Regions from separate parts of the Mus musculus genome. Here regions 2 and 3 are each linked to region 1. A link is a loop called in an ENCODE intact Hi-C map of the cell type or tissue named here. Cell type or tissue: left cerebral cortex. All regions are shown on one strand. Links, peaks and the distances in the headings refer to the core of each region. The heading gives the core; the rest is flanking DNA.

Evidence for each region. Peaks named below come from ENCODE experiments on the same cell type or tissue, not always from the same donor. Only the 100,000 strongest peaks of a DNase experiment are listed, where the experiment ranks them.
Region 2: it touches region 1 in a loop (6-fold over the local background); 3 of 42 quality-filtered maps call a loop at or near these places.
Region 3: a loop joins it to region 1, with 3 times the contacts of the local background. A loop is called at or near these places in 5 of 42 quality-filtered maps.

The regions. Positions count from the first base shown.
Region 1 is chr4:124,391,400-124,401,742 of GRCm38, reverse strand. No RefSeq gene overlaps it. Among named protein-coding and RNA genes, the nearest start is that of Gm52719, 43 kb to the right of the region's middle. In left cerebral cortex, for the core only: a CTCF peak has its summit at 4,701; DNase peaks (open chromatin) are centred at 2,904, 3,196 and 4,633; H3K27ac peaks cover 879 bases.
Region 2 is chr4:124,138,662-124,149,004 of GRCm38, reverse strand. No RefSeq gene overlaps it. Among named protein-coding and RNA genes, the nearest start is that of Gm40241, 90 kb to the right of the region's middle. In left cerebral cortex, for the core only: a CTCF peak has its summit at 6,761 (motif pointing left); DNase peaks (open chromatin) are centred at 2,864, 5,553 and 6,754.
Region 3 is chr4:124,651,851-124,662,193 of GRCm38, reverse strand. It overlaps Pou3f1 (POU domain, class 3, transcription factor 1), which reads right to left and starts at 4,548. Exons shown (of 1, transcript NM_011141.2): 1 at 1,539-4,548. The coding sequence starts at 4,487. The coding sequence ends at 3,138. It overlaps Gm2164 (predicted gene 2164), which reads left to right and starts at 4,707. Exons shown (of 11, transcript NR_168006.1): 1 at 4,707-5,354. In left cerebral cortex, for the core only: a CTCF peak has its summit at 5,515; DNase peaks (open chromatin) are centred at 4,293, 4,764, 5,432, 5,842 and 1 more place; H3K4me3 peaks cover 2,566 bases; H3K27ac peaks cover 1,060 bases.

The sequences.
Region 1 (10,343 bases), core at 2,196-7,195:
CACTGCTTTAGATTTTACTTTGGAGTAGGAGCACACTTAAGGGGCACAGCCTTGGACTCCAAGGTTCTTCTGAAGGCTGGCTTTCAGAGTGGAACGTCAGACTGTCAGCCAGAAGATATACAGAAAGCCAAGTGCACATGAAGGTAGATGGGCCAGGGACGGAGCAGGAAGCTGCTGGCCATGAGTGGCATTCGCCTCCTTGGAAATGCAGCCAATCCATGTCTCAGAGACAAAGACTCATCTCCATGCAGGACGTTCTCATGGAGGGAGTTCCTAAGGACGCAACATTGTCTGAGTCACACAGCAACTGCTTGGCCTTAGTTTGAGCTACTTGTCATTCATTTGTCTTGGCAGTCCCAAAGCCTGGGTGCTTATATGTTTCCTCTTCAGGACTCTTATTTTCCTTCGTCAGTGTTGGGATGGCCCATGGCTATGATCCAGAATCATTGCCTTCAAAGTAGCCTTTCTGACAGTTGTGGGGGAGATCAAGGCAGAAGGTGGGAAGGAGTTCTCCACGAGTTCATGTTCCTCTCTCAGAGAAAAGAAGCTGAAGGCTCCTTCCACTGTGCCTTGTATATTACTCTTTTATTTTTTTTAAAGATCAGCAGCAAAATGATTCATAAAACCTTGGAAACGGGTTTAGCGTAAAGCCTCAAAGAACAATAGCTCATTGTGCTCTGAGACTCCCACCTGATGTTCTGCCAAAGGCGTGACACAGGCTCCTTCTGAGGGAGCTGCACCCCGACAGTCACTCCCAGCTTGCACTATTCCTGGGCTTCCATGGCAACACCAGGAGCATCGGCTCACGCTTGCTCGGCTAGCCTCACTAGCTGGCACAGAACCCTGGGTCCAGGCCTCAGGACCATCCCCAGCCTGGGATGTTGTTGGTAGGTGGGACGTCACTCCTACCTAACACCATGCACACAGGTGCACCTACCTATACATGCTAAGTCCTTTATCTTTGCACCTCTTGAAGCTGAAGTTCTGCACCATCTGTACTGCCTACTCCTCTTAGCCCCATCTGGCTTGGCAGCCACCTGCCTGATGTCATTTTCTTCTGTCCTTGCATTCCGTCGTGTGGCAGAGGACATAAACAATCAGATTAGAAGTCAGAGGCCACAGAGTTCAATATCCTCTCTTTTGAGAGGATGAAGAGGCGTGTGTACAGAGGGGGGAGGGGCCCATCACTCTACACAGCAGTGTGGCTTGGGACGCAGAATTGGTTTTCTTTCTTCCAGGCATGTATCACTATCCTGCATAAAAGATGGTCTCTTGTCACCTGTTCGGTTGCACTTTGAAGTGGCTCAGTTGTTTCCCATGTGGTCTCTGCTTCCCATCGAGCCTCCTTGAGCAGCTCTCCCAACCCCAACAGGGTTGATGCTGGCACCTGCTTTCTGAGCTGTCAGAACCTCTGGCACTGCCTATGTAGTGAGTCATATTTGAGTGCTTCAGATCTGGGTGGGGGAATTGTTCAAGGTTAGCTGGTCTCCCTCACTCATTCTGATGGGGAGGAAAGGAAGGCCCTGGGAGGTGGAGAGGAGTGGCTGGAGGGATTTGATCAGTGGCCCAGCTCTTAGGAGAACAAAATGTTTGAAATCAGAAATAGCTTTGGTGAAAGAAATAGCTTTCGGTATTAAAAAGTTGGGATAGAGGTAGAACAGGTGTCTTCTGGGTAGACTGTGCCCAAGCCCTATGTGGAGACAGGGGGCGGCCATACTAGCTTTCTTTATTTGGGCACTTACAGATCATCGGTGCCTCTTATTTCTCCTAATGGTGCCCAGGAATGATCTGCATTTCTAATCAGCCCCATCTCCACCTTGCAGCACAAGCAGGAAGCTGATGATATCTTCGTCTGGAGTCAGTGAGATCTGGGTTCAAATCCCAGCTCTACCCCTATTTCAGCCTAGCAAGTCTACTAGGATGGGTGGTGTGTTGGAGATGGCTTGTAAAAACTGCTAATCACATTTTAAGAATTTGGTAAACCAGCCATTAAATAAGGCCATTGCTGAAGATGAACTTACATAAGATTATGATTACATAAACCTTGTTTCTGGTCAGCACTAAAGCAGCACGTGATGTTTCTAATCATTTTACTACTGATGGTATACAGCAGTGGTTCTCAACCTTCCTAGTGCTGAGACCCTCTTAATACAGTTCCTCATGCTGTGGTGACTGCCATAAAAACTATTTTTGTTCCTATTTCATAACTGTAACTTTGGTACTGTTATGAGTTGTAATATAAATCTTTGATGTGCAGGAGATCTGATAGGTGACCCCTGTGAAAAGGTCATTCAATCCCATAGGTTGAGGAACCCTGCTCTAGAGCTCTCCTCATCCTGATTGTATCGGTTTGGTTTGAATGGCAAGAATGCTATACAGCAGCGCGCTACCCACATACCCAAGAAGCCGGTGGCACAGAGATGGAACCTTGTCCTTTTGCCTTGACATCAGCTGAGGTGGAAGGCTTCAGATTGTAGGAAGCAGTAAACATTGCTTTGAGATGTGAGCATTATTTTCTTTAAACTTTTATTATGAGGATGATTGTGTATGTGTGTGTACGAGTCCGTAGACACACGTGTCACGGTGCACATGTGAGAGGCAGAGAATGACCCGGTGGAATCAATTCTCTCCTCTCCACCCTTGCACTGATTTCTGGGATAGATCTCAGGTAGCCAGGCTTGCCCGGCAGAAGCTGTTGCCCGTTGAGCCTTCTCGCTGGCCTGAGAATCGTCCTTTTTGAGAGTTGGCTGTTAAATACTTTGTCACTTGCTCTTAATAGTATGTATTTCCATTGGGAGGGAATTCTTGTTTGCAGAGGAGGAAACAGCCTTACGACAGGAAGTGGTATCTGCAACTCACGTGGCTGGCAGGATTGTGAGCCAGAAACGAATTTCACTGTGTCTTAGAATTCCAAATTTGGCCCTCTATTTTTTTCTTTTAATTTAAATTTTTACCTTTTGCAATGTGACTGCCCTGCTATCTCTCTTCAGGCTCTGGCGGGTCTTCAACAGAGCAACAAGGTGCAGGGGGCTTGGCTTGGCTGTAGAAAGGTGTCGGGGGAGGCAGAAGCTCTGTGAGGCAGGGCATGCTGTGGGAGGGATACCTGCCTGCCGGGGAAGAAAGGCAGGATTTAAAGCCCGGCTCTGCTGCAGCCACCTCTGCAAATGCTTGAGCAGCCGCCCACGGCCTTGGGTTTCTCCCTCCTTTTCCCTCTGTGGCAGGGATAACACCACCACTCACCGTTGGTTTGAAATGTAAATGAGTGAACCTTCCGTTCTCAAAGTACCCAGAGTGGAGCTGTACATAGCTTGGAGGAAAAAAAAAAGGCTCAGCTCCTTTCTGTCTTCCCCGTTCCTGCCTTCTTTTCCTCTTGATGAAGATTTTTCAATTGTCAGTCAGTCTGACCACATCGACGTGTCTGGAAATATTCCCCTCTAAAGGTAGCATCGTTCATTTCTGGGCCAACTGTCCGTCGAGTTTTTGCTCCCCATACTGGGAGAGCTTGGATCTTCCCTCTGGTTGGTGGGATCCAGGGTGTTGCACTGTGTTCCAGACCCTTGAGGTACTAAGGATCTCACTACCCAAGATGCCAGAGGCTTGAGAAATGAGCACCAGCTGTGCTGGTTTTTTTGTTTTTGTTTTTGGTTTTTTTTTTTTGTTTTTTTTTTTTGGTCTCTGGCTAAGATCACCTGAAGAGCAGCAGATGTGAGGCTTGGTGGGGTAGCATAATTAAGGCTGACCCCTGTTTGCCACAGAGAAGAGAAAAATCTGCTCTCTTAGGTGAAGATGGCCTTTGGGAATGAGGCAAGGGAAGACTCAACTCTGGGGCAGGGCAGTGCTGTTAGCTCTTGAGCTGAGTTGATCTTGAAATCCCAACAGCCTTTCTGTTCCATTCCTCCCAAAGGCCTTGCGTTCATCAACAGTGTCTTGTCCCCGCTTCCTTGTAGCCCTTCACCCATCTCTAGATTGACAACTTGAAGCCCCATGCATGGTCCATGTCTTATAACCCCTAAGCAGCTTCAGCCCTAGACCCGCAGCTCCCTGCTCATCTTGGATTCTGGGAAACTCACTTGGCTATTTCTTCTTGGGCAGAGCAGACAGCTCTGCCAACTGTGTTGACTGAGTGGTTACTGTGAGGCCCCAGCCAGGAACATCACAAATCCTTTTGTTCTGAGTGACGTCTCTGACAGTCCAAGTGGGACTGCTCTGACCTTCTCTGCTCTCCTCCAGGCACCGGAGACAAGTGTTATCTCTTGGTCTTCTCAGAGAACAAAATAAGGAGTGGCAGAGCCTTACTGTCCTCCAGTTCCGAGCCACAAACGCCAGGGCAGAATCTCTCTCTTGTTCTGAGGCCCAACCCTCTTCCTCTGTAATTCTCTTCTCACTGCACCCCTGATCCCGCTGGGACAGTACTCCATCAGTCACCTCCTTTTCTTTCATTTCCCATCTTTCCCTTTTGGCTGACATCTTTCTAGAAACTTCTGGATGTGTTCGGGCCCCCTGACCCCCTTGAGTGACTGCTCTATCCGTCTCCATCACTCACTTGTCACCGCTGCCGTTTCCTCACCGCCCACTCCTTCCTTAATCCTTGTGCAATCTGGCTCCCGCCCCCCACTTCTCTATGGAAACTGCTGTTCTCATTTCACTAGCAGCATCCTCACTGGATTGAATATGTTCACAGCTCATAGGAAGCACCAAGAGAGGGCAGACTTTCCTCCCGGCGCTGGGTGAGGTACCGAGGAAGGTCAAGGCTGATAGCAGATTCACTCACAGGGAGATTGGGTTTCAACCAGTTGGCCGCTGTGTCCTGTGCCCAGCGATCTTTGTGTAATTCCATTGGGTTGACAAGCAGATGTCCTCTCTCAGTAACACTCCAATTCCCCATTGCCATCCTACCAGTTTGCATTTCTTCAGGATTGCCATCCACATAACCACACCCATGACCACACTGTTCACAGGCTCCTCCTCCTTTTCACCAGCCCCTCCCAGGGAAGATCAATTGATCAGCGGAGCTGATCGATCAATGGCTGCTTGACCTACTGAAGAGAGTTCTACTGAAGAGAGACCTACTGAGGTGTTCCTCAGCCTCTGTCATATAGATTCTGATCAGAACCACTTAATAGGTCAGCAAGGATGAAGCCTTGGCATCAAAACAGGATTTGTTCAGCTGACTTTTAGGCAGTTGAAAAGCGCGTGCTTTCATTTTTTTCAAACAATATAGCACGATTTAAAACTATACCTATAAGTTGTCTTTCCCTACTACCGTACTTCTAGCGTCTGAGGGATTCTTTCTGTCCTCAGTGGATCCTCACTAAATGCTGAATGAGTGGACAGACCCATGAGTGACTGAGAAAGTATCGCACAGCTCAACTTCTTTGTAAGTTCATCATGAGCCAACTCTCTTGCTAATGCCAACTTCTGGCTGACACTGACATTAACGACAGCTCTATTTTTGTACCTAACACATAGGAAGACATGACCTTGAGGATCAAAAAGTTTAACAAAGCCCAGGGGCCCAAAGTTGATCCCTTTTCCAATGCCTGGAGTGGTCTCCACGTGTAGTCTGTGTCCCATGTCTGGACAATGACCATCAGTCTTGCTCTACAGAGCCTGGAGGACGAGTTGGCAGGCAGATTGGGAGGTACACATCTGACTTGGACATTGTTTCAGCACCTCCTGCCACTCAAGTGTGTCCCGGGGAAGTCAGAGAGCTGGCTGGCGGGTCAGGCTGGTGCCCATCTTGAGTGTCCGGTCTCCTGTGGAATCCTGCCACTTCCTCCCACTGATTTGGGCAGGATCTTCATTGTCTGCTCAAATGTAATTAAAGAGTCCTCTGATGGTGCCAATTAAAGACTCGGAGGGACAGGAGCGGGTGTTCACGGCATCACATGGCGCGGCGCGGTGAAGCTGTAAACATCCATTAGCCATTACAGTTCTCATTAGTCCTTGAAAAACAACTCATTAGTGTCCATAGAACTGACAGGTAAATACAGCTAATGGGCTAAATCTATCAATAAATTCATTGTGTGCAAAATCAGGGTTTCTGTCATTGTGCTGCTTGCGGTGACTAATCAGAAGGTTAAATACTCCTCCTGCAAAAATATATATAAGTTGCAAAGCACTTAGCCTGATAGACTGTGGAAAAATGGCATGAGAGAAACTAATGAAGACATCAAAGGCTTTATTTATACGTAGGGTGGGTTCACTGTAAGTTCAGGTTGCTATGAACTGTCACAGCTGTTTAGCTGAGACTAAATTTTAGAAAGCATATTGATTTGTTTTAATTTAAACGGGGCAGTTTACAAAAGCTGCTTGAATCTGAAGTTATTCCAGAAATGATTGCTTAGCGTGTGGCGGGGGGTGGGGGGGGTGGGAGGCAAGTGTGCTTTTCCAGCGGCCCCATGGGCCATCTCTAGGGAGGCTGCTTCTCCTAGGCTGTGCCAGCAGTAGAGAACTGTAGAGGGACTGTGTACCAAGAGGTGTGTTTAGTCCCACGTCTTCACAGTGCAGTGGGCTCACAGGGAGCCAGGGCAGCCTGGATTCAGGTCCAGGCTCACTTGGGAATTTGTGGCAGTGTCCAGGTTTCATAGGCCTTACCAAATTGGACCTTTTCTCTCTCCAGGGAAACTAAGGTGCCCTGGGGAGGGGGGGTCACCCACAGTTAAGGGTGGCTTCTTTGTGTATTTGATCTACTCTTCTGCCTGCTGCCTTCTCCACCCCAGCTGTAGCCATAGAATCCAGAGAAGTCACAGCTTGCCACCCTCTGCATTCAGCTAGCCTAGCCCTGGATACCTGTGCTTTGGGCAGCCCTGGAGTTCACCTGCTTCATTTCAGCCATGAAACTCCCATCTCCAGAGGATAGTTTCCCAGCCTTCTGCCCAAAGGCTTCCCCTTTGACACTGTTAGATGAAAAAAAAAATCCTTATCTCAAAAGGATATGACTTGAGAGGCAAGGTTATAAACTGGTCGTTGGTGAGTTCCCTCTGACTTCTGCCTCAATTTGAATTTGTGATCTGCATAAAAGTAGTAGAGATTTTTACATATATAAAAAAGTGTCTTTCCGGCTGCTTCTAGATAACCTCAACTCTGGCAATAGTGGGCTCTGTGGCCAGCCCGGCCCTACTGGAAAGGGCTGGGCAGCTGTTGACCCCTTTGCGTGGGACCTGTACTTTCCCCAACAGTCTCATGTCCACCTGTTCATCCTCCACCACGGCAGCGCCCTCTTTGATAGCCGCAGTGAATGGCACCATACGCTAACACCAGCATCATGACTTTTGACAGAACTCGTTGTTCTGTGTCACCATCGCTAGACCTAATCCCAGGCAGACACAGCTAGCCCACTGGCCTCACCCCTTCCTCTGACTGGAGAGGTGAAAGAAAGCAAGTCTTTGCATTTTAGCTGCTTGCACCCAGAATGTGCCTTGGTGCTCCTAGGACCCTCGGGATGGTGGCTCTCCAAACCCTTAAAGGGTTTTCAGAGCCTCAGCATCTTAGACGGGTGCAGTACCCCATGCAGCCTCCAACATGGCCTCTCCTAAGGAAGTGGGTGTGTGCGTTTGTTCTCTCAGGAGACCCTTGCATCCTTTAGTGATCCACGCTTCCTGTGACGCCCAGGCTCTCTACTCAGCCCTCCCTCCTTCCTTCCCTTCCCTCCCCACCCTCCTTCCTCCCTCCCATTGTGCCTCTCTCTCCTCTCCTCTTCTTCAGCATCAGCATCTATCTGCGTCCTCTTAGCCAGTGTGCTCTTCTCACCTCCCGAGAGCTTGGGTACCCACTCTTCTTCCTTCAGGCAGGAATGTTCTTCTCCTTTGCACTCTAGCTGGCTGGGCTTTTTCCTTTTCCTCAAAATTGCTAAGCTGGTTTTGGGGCCCCTGGTTTCCTGGTGCGCGTGTTTAGCGTGTGTTTCCCTAGATCATCCCACGGCTGGCTGCAGCTCATCACTCAGCTAGCTGCCAGCTCAAATTCCACCTTCTTAGAGAGGCTTTTTGCAACCGCCCTCCCACCCAGCCGCTCCTCCTCAAGGCACCGAGCGTGGTCTGAATTTATATCATTTCCTTGTTTGTGTTCTTGGTTATTTATTTATTTTTACTTGCCTTCCAAGCAGGCAAACTCCATGAGAGCAAGTCTTTATCCCGCCCCATTACCAGCACACCTTAGTGCCTAGATTGGAGCCCCAGGACTGCTCAAAAACAAAAATATAAACAAACCCGTCACATGACTGACTTTAAAGACCACTCCTTAAGTGTGAGAAGACACTGGGGCCTAGACTATTTCATGCACATGGGAATGGACACAGAAGAAGAAAGGCAACTCATGAGAAGCAGTGATGAAATTCTCAGCTCCAAGCATGGCCAGAGATACATCAGTTAAACAGCAGGCTGCCTCCCTCATCTGTCTGTCCGGCTGAATTCGAACAAGGATCTGAGCAAAAGGAGACGCTCATGTCCCAGTGACGTCCTACAGCTGTGCAAACTGTGTCTAAGAACTCTATACGGTCACACACTTGGCTGAAGAGCAGTTCTCTTCCCGTGTCTGCCCTGGCGAGGTCCGTGGCGCAGAGTTGAGCACACAGAGGTACACGCACTGAGAGACAGTCATCATGCATTTACTGTGTGTTCTGGCAGTAAGCAACACACTCTGTAGCCCTTTGTCTCACCCAAGTTCTGACCAGGCCGGACCCTGCTTACTCTGCAAAGTCAGACATGATAGTGCATGTTCTGGGTGATATGGCCATAGGTGTGCTTAGTCCTTTCTTCCACCACTTAACTTCTAGTTGGGGAGAGACAGGCCATATTCATTCAGCCAGTAAATGCAGATCATGTCTGATGATGAAGGATGCTGCGGAGGAAAGTGAAGTGAGGCCAGCTAAGGAGCAGGTTACTGCGCTCTGTGTGGCAGAGCCACAGACAGAATCCCCTGATTTATGTTGAAGCCCTGGTCTCCAGTGTAATGGCGTTAGAAGTGGGACTTTGGGAGGTAATTAAATTTGGAGAAGATCATGTGATTGAACTCCCATGATGGGACTGATGCCAAGGGATGAAGTAACCTGTGCTCATTATCGCTTGCTGTAGGAAGGAAGCCAGAGGAGGACCTTCCCAGAGAACCCAACCATGCTGGCACCCTGATCTTGGACTTTGGGCTTCCAGAACTGCAAGGAATACATCTTATTACAGTAGCCTAAGTTGACTAGCAATAGGGAACCAGGGAAGATCTCTTAATAAAGGCATGAAGGATGTGCATATAGGAGGAGAGAGGATGATTTTAGGACATTGTGACTCATCAACACAGAGGTCCTGAGGTGACTGGGACCTGATGAACTTGAGGAACAACAAGTACCCAGAGCAAAGAGATTTTCAGTGGGGGAGATGACAGTAGAGGGGACATGCTAGAGCTCCGTAACTGCAAAGCCCGCCAGCTTCTGCAGGGATTTTCCTTTTACCCAGAGTGAGAGGAGGAGCTTTGGTCTCAGTTGTTTTAGAGAGCTCATTCCAGCAGCCAAGGCTGTGCCTAGAATAAACTGGGGTAGGATACAGCTGGGAGATCGAGTGGCTCTGGCTGATCCTCAGGTGAGAGATGCTGGCCTCTGATTAAGGAGATGACAGAGCTGTGTTCATGTTGGGAAGACACAGATGTTGCTGCTGAAGAATGGACCAGAGTGGGAAGAGGAGTCCAGACTGGCTCTGGGGGCTTTAGGCCTGAGCACCCGGGAGACTGGAATCACCCTTTCTGCAGGAAAAGGGGAGGCTGCACAAACACAGGATTAGGGATGTGATGTGTAAACACCACAGTAAAAAGCAACTTAGAGAGGAAAAGGTGTATTTCAACTTATATTCTCAGACCACAGCCCATCATTGATAGAAGCCAGGCAGAAACTGAAGCAAAAACCATGTCTAGTGGCTTGCTCTCTGGTTTATTCTCAGCCAGCTTTCTTAGAACGTCTCTGTGTAGGGATGATGCTACCCACGGTGGGCTGACCACTCCCTCATCAATCAAGACACAGACACTGGCTTGTCCCATTGAGGTAATTTTTCACTTGAGGTCCCCTTGCCCCAGGTATCTTCAAGTTTGTGTCAAGTTGACAAGAAAAACTAACCAGGTCAGGGTGGGTGTGCATGCTAAATGTAAGACATCCACTGGACACACAAGTGAAGACACTGAGAGCACAGCTGGACCCATGAGGTTGGGGGAGGTGGAGGAAACCTGGAATCAGCAGGGTATGACAGTACAGAACTGTGGGGCCAGATGGACTGTCCAGGAAGAGAACACAGATGCTGTTAAAATGGAGTCTTGGAGCTGAGAACTAAGACCTGTGATAGCTTGGAGAATAGGGAAGTAAAGAAAAG
Region 2 (10,343 bases), core at 2,803-7,802, 250 kb after region 1:
GACATAAAACTAGCCAGCACAGACATCAGCAGGCAGTTTGCAGACAGTAAACAAGACTTATTTCCTTGCTCAAATAGCCACAGAATATTTTATTGATAAACCACAGAGAGGCTGGCTGCTGTGTGTGGTCAGTCCTTACCGAACATCTATGTCAAACACAGCCACAGTCACTGGGGCATCACCACTACTGTCTGGTAGCAGCAGCCACAAGGCATTAAGCAGCATTCAGTATAGAACCTAGAACTTGGGAAACATACAGCCTGGGAGATGGCTCCATGGGCAAAGGTGCTTGCCACCTAAACCTGACATCCTGAGTTCAATCCCCGGAACTTGCATAAAAAGCTGGGTGGAGTGGTGCACACCTGCAACTCCAGAACTCCTGTTTTGAGACAAGAGGCAGAGACAAGAGAATCACCTGGAGCTAATGGGCCGGCTAGCCCCGAGCACACAGCACACAGAAGAGACCTTGTCTCAACAAGATGGAAGGCAAGAATAGACTTCCAAAAGCTGTCCTTTAATGGCCCTACACATTCCATGGCATGAATGAATACACACACACACACACACACACACACACACACACACAGAGAGAGAGAGAGAGAGAGAGAGAGAGAGAGAACTTAAGAACGAGTTAATGAGTTAATGGGCATGAGCATACGCTCAGAGTCCGGAGATGCCTGCCCCAGTGTGGTGCTGGGGATGTGTGTGTTATAGACTTGACAGAGTTTGAAAGCAAAAACATATGATAGATTAGTCTGAATGTCAGATCAAAATCAAATAATTTTTAGTATAAGTATGTTTCAATACCCCATGGAACTACTTTTATGAAAGAGAGGACAGAAGCAGAGAGGCAGAGTCAAACTGACCAGGGTCCTGTATTTCCTAGACTTCCCTACTATGGGGTCTAATACAAAGTTCGTATGCACAGTTGCCCACATGTCTGACCCAGGCTTAGATGCCTGCTTGGCTGTGACTGCCTATCATCTCTCCCTGTATGGGAATTAGCTCAGAGCACAGGTCATGATGGACTAAGGTACCCTGGTCCGGTGTTTAGAACCATCCAGAATCATCATCAATTTGGTTCACTGATTATGGCACATAGTTAGAGATGCGGCTGGGATAACAGGCAAGAATATGACCAGGCCTGGGTTCTGGAGGTCACAGCCCCTTACCCGCTTATCACTGGATTAAAGGCTTCCAACAGAGAAACCCAACCCCAAAGCAATGGCTCCTTGGGGTGCGGGGAGCTCAAGAAGGTATCCTGGTCCAGTGGACAGAGGATTCCAGGAAGAAGGGATATGTGCAAAGCAGCAGAAACAAGAAGGAGAGAAATGAAGCATTCTGGACTATGAGTCCAGACTGACTATGCCTGTGGGGCGTGAGGGATGCAGAGGGAATGGGGTGGGCTCCTGTCTCTGGAACTTCACACCTATGTGGCCTACGAGGCACATGCCACTCTCAAGCTCAGTTTCTTGAATGTCAGGTAGCTGAGTGCTTAGCTGCTGAACTCCCAAAGCACCAAGCTGTGCAGCTTTAAAGCAGTTTGGTCTGTGCCTGCTGGCATATAACTATAACCCCAATGCTTGGGAAGCTGAGGCAGGGGAATTGCGTTCAAGGTCAGCTGTAACGCATAGCAAGACTCTGTCTCCTCAAAACAAAAACAAACAAAAAAACAGTTCTGAAGGCATAGAGATTAACAAAGGATTTGGGGGCCTGGCATGCAGACAGCCAGGCGTGTGTTTAATGTTACAATAGCAACAGCTGACAGAGATACACAGGAAGTACTCTGCACTTACTAAAATAATGTTAAGGACTGGGGAGCTAGATGAGGATCCAGGTTGGATTCCCCAGAACCTGTGGGGGAAATGCCGGGCATGTGGTACTCACTTGGAATCCCAGAATTCAAGACGCAGAGAGAGTGGAATTCCTGGAGTTCACGGGGATGGCCAGTGTAGCTTACTTGGTGAGGTCTCAGCTACTGAGAGACCAGGTTAAAAAAATTTTTTTTTAATTTTAGGTGGCATAAGAGGAACAACACCTGAGGTTGTCCCGTAGCCTTAACACACATGTTTATATACACACAAAAGTCATGTTAATAGCTCCTACTGTATTTTATGTGCCAGGTTTGGGACTAAGCTGCTACCTGCATTATGCTACTAGCTCCTCACACATGTCTTCAAGACAGGTGCCTATTGTCCCCATTTCACAGAGAATGAAACTGACACTCCATCCATTGATAACATTTGCTCCATGCCCCTTTGACACTGGTGGCCGAGCTAGGACTACTCAGTTGCTATGAATCTCTCTGACACCGGCACTCCTAGAATGTTGGAGAGATCCCCATGTATGGCACATCTTGCAGATTTCCCTGGAACAAGACTTGCCCCTGAGTGTGTGTGTGTGTGTGCACGCACGCACACACATACACAACTGGAATCAAAATTCCACACACATCCTAATCCCTGTACATAATATTTTAAATGACAAACCAGCCAATTAGGGAACCCGTAACCAAAATCCACAATATATGCAAACAGTCTGTGGTCAACATCTGCACAGGGTCAGCTGGTCTCAGCTCAGGGAGCCAAGTCTCTATAGGAAGGTCTCTGAACTGGGGTCCCCAGGGAAGGCAGCCTAAGGGACTAGAGGCAGGCGCCTGATTTCCCTGCCAAGTGCTTGCAATTACAGCCATTCTCCCTGCACCACGGACTCCTGGGGAGGAGTCATCTGTCGCTCGCACTCGCTTAAACTGATTAGGAAACGCTTTCTTCATTCCAGAGTCTTCCCTGTATCTATCTCAGCAGTGTGTATATAGCTGCTGCCCCGGCTTCCAAATCAACTTGGGTCTTAACTATTCCAAAACCATCCTGGATGTCCTTGGCATGCTGGAGTCTTTCCTTCTGCCTGGCTACATCTTGACAGACTTCACTGCATGTTACCCTAGAAATAGCTACGTCCACTCCCCGCACTGCACTCTTCCCCCAGCTCTGAAAACAGCTCCGGCTCATTTCTCCAGCCTCGTTCTGGAGTTGTGTGGCTCCTCTGGAGGTTGGGTTGACCTGAGAAAAGCAGCCAGTGTCTGGCCTGCTGTGAGATGGGGGCCCGCCCCATACTGTACTTGCTGTGAGGTTGTGATGGTTTCTCTATGGAGTTTGTCTTCAGGACACCCAGAGGTGCTCATCCACATCCCTCTCTTAGAGTTCCTAAAATACTCTCCTTATTCCTCCTCCTTTTCCTCCTCTTCCTCCTCCCCCTCCTCCTCTTCCTCCTCCTCTTCCTCCTCTTCTTCCTCCTCCTCTTCTTCCTTCTCCTCTTCCTCCTCCTCTTCCTCCTCCTCTTCTTCCTTCTCCTCTTCTCCTCTTCCTCTTCTTCTTCCTCCCCTTCCTCCTCCTCCTTTTCCTCTTCCTCCTCTTCCTCCTCCTCCTCTTCCTCCTCCCCCTCCCCCTCCTCCTCTTCCTCCTCCTCCTCTTCCTCCTCCTCCTCCTCCTCCTCCTCTTCCTCCTCCTCTTCCTCCTCCTCCTCTTCTTCCTCTTCCTCCTCCTTCTCTTCCTCCTCCTCTTCCTCCTCCCCCTCCTCCTCTTCCTCCTCCTCTTCCTCCTCCTCCCCTTCCTCCTCCTCCTCTTCTTCCTTCTCCTCTTCCTCCTTCTCCTCCTTTTACTCTTCCTCCTCTTCTTCCTCCTCTTCCTCCTTCTCTCCCTCCTCCTCTTCTTCCTTCTTTTCCTTCCTTTCGGTCTCTGTCTCTGTCTCCACAACACACACTCATTCTCAAACTCTTTCAACCATGGGTCTATCTAGGTTTGGATGATATAGAGTGCGTTTACATGGGCTGTGATGGCTCAGTCTGAGCCCCTTGACTCAGGTTTCCTCCCTGGCTCATTTTGGGTTTCTTACTAAGAGCACATGACTGCCAGGAACATGCATAGTCTATAACCCATGCTAGGTGTCTGAGTTAGGGTCTCATTGCTGTGAAGAGACACCATAGCCAAGGCAACTTTTATAAAGGACAACATTTACTTGAGGCTGGTATATAGTTCCAGAGGTTCAGTTCATTACCATCATGGCAGGAAGCACGGCAGCGTCCAGGCAGATATGGTGCTGGAGAAGGAGCTGATCTACAGCTTGTTGCAAAGGCAGACAGAAGGACACTTTTAAATCCCGCCTACACAGTAGCATACATCCTCCAATAAGGCCACACCTCTCAGAAAAGGCCACACCTCCTAACAGTGCCACTTCCCATGGGCCAAGCATATTCAAAGCACCTCACTGGGTATAACAGAAATAAGTTGAGAAATAAGTTGAATCTCAATTCCAAACTGGGAGTCAGTCACTACTGCCTGTGTTCCATGGCCCAAGTTATCTCATTGAGTTTATCCCAGTGGGGCAGAGAACTAGAAGTCATCGTGAGCACTGCAGGAACTGAAGAGTCACAAGAAAAGAACCTGCATAGGTGACACCAATCCAGAGAGGAAGTGAAGAGCCAGATCTGCAGGACTCTTTGGAGCACCCAGTATTATCGGAACATTCTAGGATTATCCAGGCTAGCCTTGTACACATGAGACAAGGCGGTGGAGCTCCATGCTGACGCTGGACGTGCAGACATTTCCCGTGCTGTCTGTCTGGGGAAAGGGGGCCCGCTTCCCTCCAGAGGACACATGTATTAACTCACTGTGACCCTGTGACCTCCCTGAAATTGCTAACACAACCATCCTAGGAGAAAACAGAACAATTTGTACATCAGGGTTTGAGGATCAGAGTGGCAAGTTCTCTCTCCAAGGGCTTTGCCTCCTCTTAAAGAGAGCAGTGTCAGGCAAAGAAGGGCCTTCACCTCCCACTTCAGTGCTGGGACCAACATGATCCCATGATCTCTTGGCTTCTCCTCTCTCAATATCCAATCCCAACTCCTTAACTCCCAACCACGACCTTGCCTCTGCTCTCTCAGGGGCTTTTTAAGCATTTCTACTTTAGAGTACTGTGCCAGAGAAAACAAGTTAAGATTAGAGCTAGGGGCAGGAAAGAAAGCTGGACCCTGGGCAAGGCCAGGCCAGGCAGATGGGAAGCTGTCTGGGCTTTGGTGTCCAATTAGCATCCTCTATACTTGGAGCTATGACTGACTACCAAGCAGCCGGACAGGGGAAGGCTGACCGGTCAGCTGGCGAATGAGCCCTAATTGCATGTCAGACACACCAGGCCCCACAGGCACCGCCCTCTCCCCACCCCCACCCCCACCTCCCAGTCAAACTGTCAAGAGACCACCACAGAGAGCCAAGGGTGGGAAGACAGCAAATTGGTCCAGCCTGCCTGGCACTCCGTATTCTGATGCCCTGCCTCCATCACACAGCTTCCTTTGTTTTTGTTTTGTTTTGTTTTTTTCATTTCAAAGGCTTTCGGGGAAAGATTGCCCATATTCGTGAAAAGTTTGCTGGGAACGTCTGGGTGGGAGAGAGCTTGTGTTAAAAGAAGCGCTGGGCACAGAGATTTTGGGCATGTATTCCATGATGGCCCCAGTTGTCCTGACTGTGGGGACAACCCTCCTACACACCCCTTCACACTCCTTCTTCTCTGTATTTTTAGACAAGTGTTTCCGAGCCAGCTGGGAGCTAACGGAATGCTTCCTCTTGCCTCTTGCCTCTTGCCTGGCAGCCTTTGCTGTTCACTTAGGGTGGAAAGAAAAACTAGCTACTTAATTACTCTCCACACTCAGAGGAAGAAACCACACTTCCCCTGGAGGAGGCAAACGTGGGTTTGAACATGTGGGTGGGTACAAATACATAGGCATCAGGTGCCCCTGTGCCCAACGGGTTCTCCACAGAGTTGGGAGATGTGCAGAAGTAGGGTGTACGGTGGGAGTGTGCTGAGCAGGTAAGCAGGGGTGATGTTTAATGCACAGATCTATCAAAATTGGTTTTTCACCCAGGTTTCCCTCCTCACCACCCACCCTACTATGAGCGAGCCAGCATTTTGTTTATGGTCTTCAGGGGCTTGCTTGGGTCAGGCAAAACTAGAAATGGCCAGCAGATTTCCCTGCCTCTGTGTTGCAAGAGCCTCAGCAAGCCTTTAGGGAAGCAGTGTTCTCTGGTCTTGACAAGGGTCTAGGCTGACAGAACTCCTAGCCCACTCACTGGAGGTTGACAGAGAAATCCTACCTCCACCTTGCTAAGGGCAAGAAAACAGAAAGGCAGAAGACAGCAGGGCAGACTCATTTTTATCAGCCCCTCTGAACGAAGATGCCCAAGCAAATGGAACCAAGAACGAGCCATGAGATGTCCACGTGTCTAGTATGACCCAGAAATAACAGAAAGCCAGCGAGCATCTGGGAAGACCTAGCAGAGAGCCCCATCTCTCTCCTCGTGCTTAGGGATGCAGAACAACAGCTCTTCCTTGTGGGTAGAACGTCCTAAAGAACGAAGTTGGTGTCTACCCCTCAAACTCTATGAGATAAGCGTTCAGAAGCAAAACCTCAATTCTGTGATAAAAAGAAAGCCAATAATTTCAGGTAACGTGCCTTACTCATTTATCCCCTATGGCCTTAAGATCTTTCACACTCCCCTGTCTAAAAGTGCCCTGACCCTCCACTCAGCTTCCGTCCTCTCTTCATAGTGTTCACCTCTGCCTGACAGCACGCCATACAGTCTTTGTGTTTAGTCTTTGCCCCAGAAGGCTGCTTTGTCCACCGTTGGACCTATGCCTAATGGGAAACCGGGCAGTTGCAATCCTGAGCTGTTGAATGCCTGAACTCACTGAGTACTCAGTGGCGACACCTGCTGGCAAGTAGAATATTGCCATTCATCCTTACTGAGCATCCTGCTAAGCCAGAAGGAAGGGAAAGGCTTTTTCTAAGTACTGTAAGTGATAGGATTTTGAAACTCCAGGCACAGTGGGGGGATATTTTTTTATTCTGGACAGAAGTTATAGACTGGGGATGACACAGACTATGAGAGAAAGTAGAACAATAAATTTAGTACAGGGAAGAGAGACTTGACTCCCAAGCCTCATATCTTGCTTGGCAATCACCCTTATTTTTTAAGATTTTATTGCATTTTAGATTATAGACATGCATGAATGTCTTTGAGGGTTTGTGTACATGAGTGCAGGCGCCTTCAGAAGCCAGAGGTGTCAGATCCCCTGGAGCTGAAGTTACAGGAGGTTTTGCGCTTCCCAGTGTGGGTGCTGGGAACTGAACTGGGGTCCTATTGCAAGAGCGGCAAGCACGCAACCACTGTGCCATCTCCCTGCCCCCACTCACTCATCTTAAACTTCATCTCCCTATTCTCTTTTCATTTCAGGCCATCTCCCTCCAAAAGTTCTCATCGTGAATACTGGTTGGGGGCAGAGAAAAGGGGGCTGCAGGAAATGTCGGGGCCCCACTCCGGCAGCGCTTAGAGTGGAGCTAAGGAGAGAGAAGGATGGTTTGTCACAAGCGTCTCCATCTGAAGACTTTACTGACTCTTTGAGGTTTGCCAAGTGACTCAGGTGTGCTCCCTTACTGGCTCTAGCTATGAGCGTGTGGACAGTAACTCATAAGCACCACAGTTTCCGTGAGGAAACCAATAAGACAAGGAGACTGAGCCCAAGGAAGGAAGTGTCCAGACTCTCCCACGGAGACTCCGGACTGGACCAAGAGTCACACCCAAGTCCTCCTTTGAGCTTTATCTGTTGAAGTTTGTGTTCAGTGGTCTTAGCCAAAGGATAGAAATTTCCTCTGTGGATCCGAGACAGGCAGCTTGGAAACCAACAGTAGACCAGTGAAGACTCTCATAGTTTAGGGTTCTGAGAACCTAGTAATGGAGAATATAGCCCCCAACACGCGCACACACACACACACACACACACACACACACACACACACACACTCATCCCAACATAAGAACCACCATAGCTACCATCGGAATTAATCCATTTCCTGTTGCCTGGGGGTACTTTATAGAGAAAATGGGTTTATTTAACTAATATTTTAGATACTGCATATCCAAGGTTGACTGGCCTCATCAGTTTGACCTCCAGTGAAGACCCCTTTGGTGGTGTCACAACATGAAGGAAGTGAGAAGGGAAACAGACACATGCAGGAAAGGCCACACGCATGGGGAGTCTTTGCTCTTATAAGCCCCATTTTCACAGGAACTAACTCTATGAGAGCAGCGTTAATCCCTTCTGAGGCAATGTGCCCAGTGGCTTAATTACCCTGAGGCCTCCTCTGTTATAGACCCCACCCCTCTCCACACAGACACTCTGAAGACCAGGGTTCCAGCCCATGACCCTGGGGTGAGGGATACACTCCCACAACCCATCTACAAAGCTTAGCACCTTGCCAGGGTGGTTACCACTTTATTCTCAGAACTTTTGATGTTTTCCAGTAGGACTCCGAAATCCAAGACCTCCCCATCGAGTTGCCCACATCCTCGTCTTTTTTAACAGGAAAGCTCTGACTGCACCCCTGGGAGTGTTTGCCCCAATTCATTATCAAATTGCTTGCAATTATCAAACTGTGCTCCCTTGAGTTGACCTTTAGCTGGGGAACAGCTATATTTAGAGAGACACCAGCCCTTTGTAATTACCCCCACTCCGATTACTTAAAGGTCGGCTGCAGATGTGACAGTTTGATCCGCGGTAAGGGCTGTTTCCAGGGTCTCCAGATAATTATTCAAACCAGACAATAATTAGCAAATATTTTCTACAAATGAATCCATCCCCGTTGCTCAGCACCAGAAGGGAGCCCAGAGGCTCACTTGGGCCACACACTCGATTATGACAACAGTCTTCACACACACATATCCCTTCAGACTCGATCAAGAACATCGTAATTAATCTGTCTTCATCAGTGTAAACTGGGGAGGACACCTACTTTACCGATGAGGAAACCGAAGCTCTGAGAGGTTCGGTAGAGCTTTGCCCAGAGTCTTTGGCCACGCCTCCCGGCTCCACACCTTTTCCTCTTTGCTCTGAAAACCACTCCTTCTGCAAGTATTTATTGAGTGTCTACCACATGCCTAGACTTGCAGTCAACTGCAGAAAAAAAGGCAGTGCCTAGCCATGTTCTTGGTGCTCAGACGCTCTGGGAGGAGGGATGGGAGACACAAGGGTCTCCTGGGACACAAATGGGAGACACAAGGGTCTCCTGGGACACAAATGGGAGACACAAGGGTCTCCCGGGTGAAGACGCTTCAGGGATAACTCCCCAGCCAGAACTTAGGCTATCACAAGTTAGACAGAGAAGGAAGCCGCAGACAGGGAAGGAGGGAGTGCGTTGAGTGCGATCCACCAGCGTTCTCAGCACAGTTTGGGTGACTAAGAAATGAAGGGCATGTGTCACCTGCTCCCCTGGGAGGAGGAATTGAAGAGGATATAGGTGACACGGAGTCCGAGAGCAGCATGGCAGAGAGGGCTATTGAGCTTGTCTTCCCTGGGGCCTGGCAGCCCCATTTCTGTCTACTTTACCCGCTGGTCTTCCATTCAATAAAGGAAGCCGTGGTTTTTAAAAAAAACAAATACAGAAGTCATCAGTTCATAAACCTTTTCGGGTTTGAGTTATGTATAAAGCATCTTGTGTCTTGACTTTACAATTTCTTATTAAAAGTGGGGAAAAAAATGAAGTCATCGATAATAGCTTTTTAAAAGAATTTCCTCTTGACTGACTGGCCAGCCATCAGATTCTAACCAGAGGAAATGATTGTTTAAATACTAATGTTAATATCAATGATTAATAGCTTCCTAGAGCTTCCTGGATGCTAGAGACTCTTCAGAGAAACTGGTGTCTGTGTTGTCCCTGCAACCCACGCTATGGGAGTCACCTCACCAAGGCTTGGGCTCTTCTCAGAGACCGATCGCCAAAAGCCACTCACTTAGGGTGAGACATGAACCATGCAGGAGGGGGCACAGATCCTAGATGGCTCAACTCCAGTGGGGATCCACTGGTGAAAGAGAATGGTGTGCCTTAGGAATAAGCCAGGAAATGCTAAGCCCCCTTCTAATGCAGAGAGAGGGGGAGGGGGAGAGAGAGAGAGAGGCAATTTTAATAAACTCTTAAGATAAACTCCTCTATAAAGACATTATGTAACTCTTTAGGGAAGATATTTCTCCAACATTTCAGAAGCACTCATTTATCTACAGACAATATTTATTTTTTCACTTATTGTATCAATCTCTATTATTCTATTCATTAGCGTGAGTCCCTGAAGACCCACCCTGGCTGCTTGCCTTCCGAGAGCTGGTGTTCGGCTCACAGCCTCCCAGTGTCAGGCACCAGGCTGGGATTTGAGAATGCAGGAGGGAAAGGAAGGCGGGGAATGCAGGTTCCAGATGAAAACAGCTCAATATCACATCCACCAGCCCTGTATAGATTTGCGTGT
Region 3 (10,343 bases), core at 3,195-8,194, 260 kb before region 1:
CTTTCTTTTTGTTCTATCCCTCAGCTGCTGCTGGCTCTTGGGGGGCTGCATTGTTTTGCTATTTTTGAGTTGACTTGCTTCAATAATAAGCCCACCCTCTTGTACAAGATTAAGCAGACAATTAGGAAATCAATCAATCAATTGGTGTCAACTGGAGAGAAGAGGCCTGTGAAAGGCCTTTCCAGTTTCCCAGTTTCAAAACCTGCAGAGGCTCTGGGCTGGCAGGGCAGGGACTGGAAAGCCAAGTTTCATTTGCTTCCATATTGGGACGGCCCCATTCCCCAAGTCAGGGACAAATCTAGGGGTGGGAGAACTAGGGGGTAGGAAGGAATATGGGACGGCATCAAAGTTTTGTATGTTATACTGATGTGCCAGCCCAGCTAAAGACCACAGGTTTGGGGGTCCTGGAATACCTGACTCTGGGCATCACCCAGTCCACTAGCTAGAGCCAAGGGCTTCCCAAGACCTGGACGTGAGCGCCTTCCCAGGCACGCAGGTTCGCCTGGGCTACAACTTTCTCCCCAGCCGAACCCACAGTGCCTTCAACTTTGCTCCACAGAGTAAGAACTTTGTATTTTTCCTGAGAAGGGAAAAGAACTGTGCTATGGAAGAAACAGGAAGGGATGTTTTAAAGGGAAAAAAAAAATTATGTTGACTGGATGCTACCTTGGGTTTTGAGCTGAACTTGAGACCTGTCCCCAGTATGGAGACTTTCTGAGTGATGTGGCCACTGAAGCATTGAGAACATCTCAGAATGTTGGTTTTCCCCCTTTCAACAGCAAACTCATCTCTCCCTCCCTGCTGTTCTTAGTTGTCTACCCAGGAGCTATGACAAGCTTTTCCTGCAGCATAGTCTATGCCTCCACCACTAAGAGTGTATGGGACTGGTAGTTTGCAAAGCAGAGCTAGCTTTGCCCAAGGCAAATAGGCAAGACTCCCTCCCAAGCGGACTTAGTTCTGCCGGACTACTGAATGGACCTCAGACCGAACTTGTCAGAAGTCCAATGTATCTAGGTGGGCTTGGGTACCATTTGTTTGGATGGAGCCAATTGGGGGTAGGAAGCCCCTGACTAGGTTTCCAGTTGCCCTATAACTCTGAAACTTGGCTTGGACCCCGTTCATGGGACACAAGGTGAAATCAAAGTTAGGGGTTGGGGTGTCAGGCACGGGAGGCAAGGCTGGTAATCCAGGAAGAGGCGATCTGCTGCTTTGGCTGAGAAGAGTGTCAGCTTGTATCCAGATTCATGGCTGACCCCAGGTTCCATGTTATCAAGGGTTTTTACTATCCTAGGCCCTGGTCTGGTCTTTGAAGGCAATGGGAACAGGATGTGATTCTTGCTAGACTGTTGTACCTGGGCCAGGTGCCCAACTGCTGACCAAGCAAGCAACAGGCAGGCAGTCCTGTTACTGACCGAGAAGGAGGCTGGTGTTTCCCTTCCTTTCAGAGCCCAGAACTTCAGGAGAGGAACAGGCTGGGGACTCTCACCGCTTCCTGCAAATCAAGCCCAGCCCTAGCAGTAAAGAGAACAGGACACAGCCCTGGGGTACATGTTTATGTGAGTAATAAAATATTTACTATAACATAAATATAAAGGGAACTTCCCAGTCTACATTATTATTATTTTTTGCAATAAAGATACAAAGAGAATGGACCAAAACATTGTTCTGAAAATAATAAAAAATAAAAACAAAATTTAAGCTGAAACCTTAACAAACAGATGAAGAAATGGTGAAGGGGGAAGCTCCAAACACATCCAGAAAATAAATAGAGATGGGTCAGAAATTAGGAAACCATATTAAAATATCTTTTTCGGTTTAGTCGGGCATACAAACCCTTTAGGATGGGGAGGGAGAACAACCCAGAAAACCAAAAAATAAAAACCAAGCACAAAGTGTTTCTTCCCCCCCTGCCAGTGTGTACATATCTCACATATTTACATGGTTCCCACCTCACCCCAAATTTGGAGAATTTCTCCCCAGGGTTCCCCCAGCATCCCGCATCCCGCGGGGGCCGGAAAGAGAGCAGGGGGAAGCGGTAGGGAAACAGGCGCAAGGTTCTTGGGGGGAACGGGTTTATTTCTACAGCTAGTTAAAAAATAGTTCCAACTTTTCCAAGTTTCGTTCGTTAAGGCCAGGAGGGGCAAGGCCCGGCGGGGAAGCAGTGGCCCGCGATGCGTGCTCGGTCTTGCGGGTGGAGATGCCCCTTCCCACCCGGGTGTGCGTGGGAGCGCAGACCCTCTCTGCTAGGCCAGGAACCGAGCCGAGGGCTCGGGTAAAACGAAACGAAAAATGAACACTCAAAAAAAATTTTTTTGTTAGTTTTTTTTTTTTTGTTTTTGTTTTGCGTTCTTGAAGGAGGAGAGGGGAAGAGAAAGGGAAAATAAATTAGGCTAGATTAAAGCTTTGGCTATTTCCTGCTTTTATACACAGATGCGGCTCTCGCGGCCTCCCCTCTGGGGCCCCGATAAATACAGCATACAGCGATTTAAATTAAGGGCGCGGGCGGAGTTAGAAGGACCCCAGGAGCCGAGAGGCTCCACGAATAAATAAAAACCGTAAAAAACCAAGCCCGGAGAAAAGGTGAGGGGGTGGGGCGCGTCCAGGTGCGAGAGAAGAGGCGCGGAAAGAATAAAGTGACAGCCCCCACCCGTGACCTGCAGGCTACAGGGAGTCCGCGCCCGGGAGAGCTGCTGGGGACTCTCCTCTCTTCGTCCATTCTCCCGGGGAATCCCTAACCCCGCACCGCGTTACCTTTCGCTGTGGGGAGGCCGCTGCCGGGATCCGGCCCCGAACAGCCCAGGGGCAGGGGCGGGGGTCGTCGAGGGGATGGGGATAGGGAGCAGGCAGTGGGCACAGGGCGCCCAGAGTGAGTTGGCGCATTCTGGATCTTCCGCTGCTCTCTCCCGGGACTCGGGCGACACAGCCTCTCGGCCGCCTTTCGCCGCTCGCTGGAGAGAGGGGTCGGTCCCGGGTGTTTGGTTTTGTTTAAAAGTTTCTGAGCTTTTTTTTTTTTTTTTTTTTTTCCTTTTTGTAAAATCCAAAGCAAAACCGAATAAACAACAAAAAGAGTCCAGGCCGCGCGCGCTAACTGCGCGCCGGAGGCACCGCTGCGCCGGCGGGGAACCCAGTCCGCAGGGTCACTGCACAGAGCCGGGCAGTGTGTGGTGGTGGTGGTGGTGCAGCGCGGCCGGCGGGGGTGGCGGGGGCGCAGAAGGTGGCGACGCGCTGCCCCCGCCAGGCCCCAGCTCCCCAGGCGCATAAACGTCGTCCATGGGCGGGTGGCCCGCGCCGGCCGCGGGGGTCATGCGCTTCTCCTTCTGCCGCCGGTTGCAGAACCAGACACGCACCACCTCCTTCTCCAGTTGCAGGCTGTCGGCCAGGCCGGTGATCTCGTGCGCAGACGGCTTGGGACACTTGAGAAAGTGGCTCTCGAGCGCGCCTTTGACACCCACCTCGATGGACGTGCGCTTCTTGCGCTTGCGGCCCTGCGCCGCGATCTTGTCCAGGTTGGTGGGGCTGCCGCTGGACGAGTCGGTCTCCTCCAGCCACTTGTTGAGCAGCGGCTTGAGCTTGCACATGTTCTTGAAGCTCAGCTGCAGGGCCTCGAAACGGCAGATGGTGGTCTGCGAGAACACGTTACCGTAGAGGGTGCCCAGCGCCAGTCCCACGTCGGCCTGGGTGAAGCCCAGCTTGATGCGTCGTTGCTTGAACTGCTTGGCGAACTGCTCCAGGTCGTCGGAGCTGGGAGCATCCTCGTCCGAGTGCTCGCCCACCGACGAGCCACCACCGCCCGCGCCCGGGTGCAGGTGCGCCGCCGCCGCGTGCAGGCCGCCCGCGTGTGCATGTCCGTGTGCGTGTCCGTGTGCGCCCAGGTGCGGTGGTGGCGACGGCTCCAGCTGTGCCTCGTGGCCGTCCTCGTGCAGTGCGTGGTGCAGGCCGGGTCCCGCGCCGCCGCCTCCCGCCGCCAGCATCCCGGCCAGGCCGCCGCCGCCGCCACCGGGGTAGGCCGCCTGAGCGTACAGCCCGAGCGGCTGGGGCTGGTGACCCCCGCCGGCCCCGGGCGACGGCGACATGGCGGGGCCCAAGTGGTGCGCTGTGCCGCCTTGTGCCCATGCCGCGCCCGCGTGGGCCGCCCCTTGGTGCACCAGGCGGGCGTGGAAACCGCCGCCACCGCCGCCGTCGTCAGCTCGGCCGGTACCGCCACCGCCTGCCTTGCCGTGTTCCAGGTGCGGGCCGCCCGCCCAGTCGCCGCCGCCGCCTCCTCCCGTGGGTAGCCATTGAGGGTGCGCTAGGCCCACGGGGTGGCCCGCGCCCGCGCCCAGCCACTCGTGGTGCATCAGCTTCTGCACTTCGCGGTACGCGGCCCCCGCGTGCAGCCGCTCGGCCGCCGCTGCCGCCGCCGCGGCGGCATCGGGATGCATGAGCGGCCCTGTGCCCCCAGCTCCGCCGCCGGGGCCCCGCGGCAGATACTGCGCGGTGGTGGCCATGCCGCCCCGCGCCCTGCGCCGCCCCGCCGCCGCCGCCGCCTCGCTCCGTCTGCGGGCCCCGCCGCCGCGCTCCGCCGGCTTAAAGCCCGGACCCGCTGGGCGCTCCGGAGCCCCACCCCGCCCGCCGCCCATTGGCTGCCCGCGGAGCCGCCTCCCGCCTCCCGGCCCCGGCCTCCTCCCCCCGTGCCCGCCCGCCGCCGGGGCCTGCAACCCGGAGCTCGCTATTGGGTCTCGCTCCCGGGGTCCCGCGCGCCGGCAGTGCTGATTGGCCGCTGGGGCTTCATTCATGACCCCCACCACCACCGCCCGCGTACACATTCACGCCCCGGGGGCGCGGCCGCCACGTGGGGAGTGGCGCGGGGGTGGCACTGGGACCGCACCCCCTCCGGTCCCGGCTGCGTGGGCCCCGCTCTCACCGCAGCGCGGGAGACTCGGAGCCCGGTCGGTCCCCACGTTCCACACAAGCTCAATTTCCGCCTGCATCCCACTGGGGCGGGCGGGGGATTGCGGGCTCCGGGAGGCGCTCGGGTTCCGAGCAGAGACTCAGCCCCGCACTCTTCCCTGCGCTGCGCCTCTGCCTGCGGGCCAGGATCCCGCGAGTCTGGGCTGCAGCGAGAGCGAAGCTGCGTGGCTTCCCGGCTCGGTACCGCGCGGCTGCTAACCTCCGGGGCCTCGCCTCCTGCGGCTGCCAGGTCGCATCGCGTTCTCCCAAGGTCTTGGTTTTCCCTCTACTCCCTCTAGACTCAGCGCCACAACTAGCTGGACCTCTGCAGTCCTGAAAGTGCAGCAGGCACGGACAGATTCGGATCGGCTTGGGCTTCACGCCTCTCGCCGGCTCGCCTTCCTTTCCCTGGGCACCGAGGCCAGGTGAGTACCGCGTGGGCAGTGCTGAGCCAGGACAGTGAGCCGCTGAGCCTGTACGCGGAGATGCAAGCTCCAGGAACCAGTTGGGCTCCAGGGTTCTGGAATGAGAGAACCTCGGGGTGGAGACTGGTTCCAGAGAAAGCGCCACCAGTGGGTGGGGAATGGACACTGGGCCCTGTCCTGCGCTGCTGTAGCCTTTTCGTGTTGTTTTCCTCCCAGCTGGAACCGGTGGTCTGTCGGCAGCGCTGGTTGTGCTGGGGTTATGCCGCCCGGAAACTTGCAGAATAGGATTTGTGGACTGACTTAGGGAAGGACAGTTGGGCACCTCGGAAATCCAATGTGCAGGCTGGCAGCTGGCAGCTGGCAGCTGTCTAGCCTCCCGTGGAGTCAACTCGGACTTGTCTGATAGGGAATTGAGTTCGAGGTGTCCTTGTTGGAGAAGTGGACAGTGGGATGCGGCCAACTTCTTCATCCCTGTCCTTGTTTTGTGTCTCTCCTAAGGATCCTGAGTGGAGGGGGCCTCAGTTGGAGCTGGTGTGTGCTTCCTCAGTCTGCATGCCTCCGTACTTCTGCCTATTCCTCTGCTGGGCTTCTGTACACTGCTAGACCTTCTTCTGCTTCAAAGTGATTCAAAGATTTCTGGGTGCCGAGCTGGGGACCTAGCTAGGACCTCACTGGACAGGAATCTACTCAGGACTGTAGAATGAAGCCTATGTATTTGAAGACGAGAGAGAGAGAGAGAGAGAGAGAGAGAGAGAGAGAGAGAGAGAGAGAGAGACAGAGACAGACAAGGGCTCTAAAGGCAGCTGCTGTGGAGATCATCTAAGAGTGGCTGCGACAGAGTTGACAGTGACAAGAGTTACCCTGTCCTCTGAGCCCTGAATGTCCCAAGTTAAGCACCTGCTAATGGAAGAAGAGGCCAGGGTTGTCTGACTATTTGCCATAGTCCTGAACAGGCATTTTCTACCTGCTGGAGTTATGATGGGTTCCTGTATCTGAACCCAGGTAGGGATGCTGGGTTTTCCTGGATCTTGGCCCAGGAAGCAGTCACCCTGAGGCAGCCCAAGTTCTCTTGGTCCATGAACCTGGCTAAGCTTTCTCCCAGCCCTAAGTGTAGGACCAAGGCTTGAATTCTTACAGCGGAAGTCTCTCAGTCTCTCATGCCAGTCCTAACCAGGCCTGTATTACTCTGAAGATTGGGCTCAAACTGGAACTTCCTCTTGTTTTTCAGTTAAAGTACTCTAAATTTGGTTTTCCTTTTTGTAAATTGGGACTGACCATGGCTTACATTGTATCCCTGTCTCCCTAAGGTGAACAGGGAATGGTATGAGATAGAGGGAGTGCCCCCCTCCCCACACAAAGGGCTTTTATTTGCGCTTTTCTGTTGTTGCAGTTTGCTAGGTGGGCAACTAACTTTCCTCAGTGGGCTGTGCGGTTTGGACCAATTTACTTTTTTTCCTCTTCCAAGTTTGACAGTCTGAGAGTCTATACATCTACCCTGATCCTGCTGGAAGATGGGAAATGTCTGGACAGCAGCAGACAGGTTACGCTGTACAGATTTGAGGTTACCACTCAAAGAACAGTGAGGCATGGTGCTGTTCTGTCCATCATTTGGCTTGTGCCTTAACTCCTGGAGGAGCTAATGACATCATCCTCATAGGATGCAGCAGGGCTAGTCTTACTCATGCCGGTCTGCTCCCCCCCACCCCCATTGCTGTAGTTTGCAAGAAGTGGCAGTTTTGGCCTTCAGGGTAAAGATGGCCTACAGTCTTATCTCTGGCCATGCTTGTGAGCAGGTCAGGACTGCCTGGAAGCTGTGTTCCCTGGTCCGTGCTGAGCGGAGGAGAGTTACCCTCAGGAAAGCAGTACCTAAGCTCTTAGGTTGTTACTCAGCATCTTGGTCCCCAGCCTAAGGCCCCTATAGGCAAGCAGACTGTGTGAATCACTTGCTTCTCGGAGCTGAGGTTTCTCCATCTTACAGAGGAGACAGTGATGCCTGGATCTTAGGATTGCTCTGAGGATGTGATGAAGAATGTCATTTAAGTGTCCTTCCTGTACATAGTAGATGCTGCCCCAGGGATCAGCAGCAGCATGAACTAGGAAAGGTAAAATTCTTAACTTTGCATTGGAAATTTTAGACCCTCTACATTGTAGAGTCTACAGTGAGATGGGTTGAGTCCCACTTTTCCTAGGAATTGAGTTTCCCATAGAAGATGTTGGTATCTGTTTCCTTCTTGTTCTTGGAGATTGCATGGGGCACTGAGGACCGTCATAGGACCCTGGCAGATACCTGTACCAGAATGGCTCATCTCTCCAGGACAGTGGTTCTCAACTTGTGGGTCACAACTCCTTTAGGAGTCAAATGATCCTTTCACAGAGGTCATCTAAGACCATCAGAAAACACAGACATTTCCATTACAGTTTATAACGGTAGCAACATTACAGTTATGAAGTAGCAATAAGAATAATTTTATGATTGAGGGGTCACCACAACATGAGGAGCTGGATTCAAAGGCTCGCAGCATTAGGAAGGGTGAGAACCATGGCTCTAGGATCGTCTCCTTCGCAATCTCAGGGAGAAGTCCTCTTTCTAAACATACTGCACAGCCATGGGGTGAACATGCTACTTGGCTGGTGCACATGGAATGGTGGGGACACGGCAGGAGATGTTCACTCTCACATATACTGAACATAGAAATACAGACATGCAAGTCAGTACAGGGACACACGCATACCAATTCGCCACAGGGACATAATCTTGCATGAGTAGAGGAAACATGCAGTTACACAAAGCAATGCCTGATGGTAAATAAAGCAATGTGTCTAAACAGGGTCAGATATAGAAAGCTCACACAGACTGAAATGGGTCTTCCTTGTCTGACACTAAAATATGGGCCCCTGGGGTCACAAACAAACACAGATTCTTTTTTTTTTTATAAAAAAGTTGGATATTTTATTTATTTACATTTCTAATGTTATCCCCTTTCCCAGTTTCCCCTCTGCAAACCCCACTTACCCTGCTTCTATGAAAGTGCTCTCCCACCCATCCACCTACTCCCGCCTCACTGCCCTAGCATTCCTCTACACTGGGGCATCACTTCTTCACAGGACCAAGGGCCTCCCCTCCTATTGATGCCAGCTAAGGCCCCTTCAGCTCCTTCAGTCCTTCCCCTAATTCCTCCATTGGCGTCCCTGTGCTCAGTCCGATGAGCATCCGCATAACAGTGATTCCTGAGTGGCACATAGTGTTAGTCACACAAATAGGTACACTTTGGTATCTATGAACTCTCTTACCCACCTGAGCAGATACAAAGAGTTCTACCATCTCATAGACACCCTTATCCACTCCCTGAATGAACCACCAGTTCTCAACAAAGGGCCAGAAAGCTGGAAGAGACTGTGCTCTGTCCAGAGTCTGGTCCACTTGCTCTCTCCTCAATGTTAGCCTCAAGGACATAGGAAAGTTCTTTCTTTTTAGTTGTTTTTCCCTCCCCCCTTCTCCTCTTCTTGCCCGTACAGGGCAGCTCCCCAGCTAGACTGCTGCCAGTCTCAGGCTTCCCCGTGGGGCTCCTGCCCAGCTGGCCCCCAGGCAGGAGCTCCTCCGCTTTCCCAGAGTGCCCAGCCTCCTCCAGGCTCTGGAGTGTGACCGAGCGCCTGCTCATTTGACACAGGTCACTGAACCTCCAGCAGATGGGGCCCTCGCTGTGGGGGGCCTTTGAGCTGCAGGGCGGTTGGGGGGTGGGTTGTGGGTGTGGGGAGGGCTCTGTAGGGAGGAGTCAGAGCTAGGCAAGCTCCAGTCTGCAAAACCTGAGGTCACAGACATAGACCTCCACCGAGGCTGCCTTGTGAACACAGCTACACTCTTAAGGCTGTCACCGGCAGCACCCTGGCAGTGATGCACACACTGTTATAGTTCAGTTTCATGTTCCTGATAGGGCAACTTGTGCGGTGACTCATGAGCACAAGTTTGGGGCGGGGGTGGGGGCGGGGGTGGGGCAGGGAGGAGGGATGCAGTCCTGTTTAGTGTCTCTTGGTGGCAGCTGGATCTGGCTGCTTTCCCCTTAGGTCCCTGAGCCCCTTGAGCTTTCTTCTAACCATTAGTGGGGAGGATTGGAAGGGCAGAGGGCAGACTCAGCCGCAGACGCAAACCTTTGTGGTGTGGGGGCAGATTCTAGATGCACCACCTGGAGCCCTTGCAAATCAGGGATGCTGGGAAGAGTAAAGGGAGGACTGGGTGACAGAGTTCACCTACTGGGCTGATGGAAGAGCCTTGTCTTAGGATGTCCTCCTACCCATGGGCTTAGACTCTTTATTTGGGGCCAGCTGGGTTTGGGAAGCAATTTCGGCCTGCCTGCCTTCTCTCCCTCTGCCAGTCTTCTCAGAGAGCAGCAGCCCCTGGGAGTCAGGGTCCTGACATTCATCTGGGCCTTGGCTTAGGGCCTGTGGATCTTGAGCCAGTCTCAGTATCCTGATCTCTGTGGCCTTTGACCTCTCCATAGCTTCCTTTAGAAACTGGGCAGGATGACCTCTGATGGTGATTAAAGAGGTGACTCAGCGATGGGTGACCTCTAAGATGTGCCCTGTGGAGGACAACAGACCGTGTGGACCCCCAACATTTCCCCGAGCCTCTGAATAAAGTGTTTTGACTTCAAAAAAGAAAGAAAGGAAGGAAGGAAGGAAGGAAGGAAGGAAGGAAGGAAGGAAGGAAGAAAGACAGGAGGTGGGATGAGATTACCACCCAGTGGAAGCTCGGAAAGGGTACATGTGACTTGATTTTGCTCTCTGTTAGCTGTCTGGGCGAGTTGTAGGAGCAGAAACTGCTCGTTCCTCCGATTAATTATTTAATTTCTAATTATTGTCTGCATGAATGGGGTGAGTTTGTGTATGGGTGCGTACCTGCCATTGTGCATATGTGAAGGTTAGAGAACAACTTTCAGGAGCAAGTGCTCTGACTTGATGAGCCATCTTGCCCACCTGCCTCCCCCCCACCCC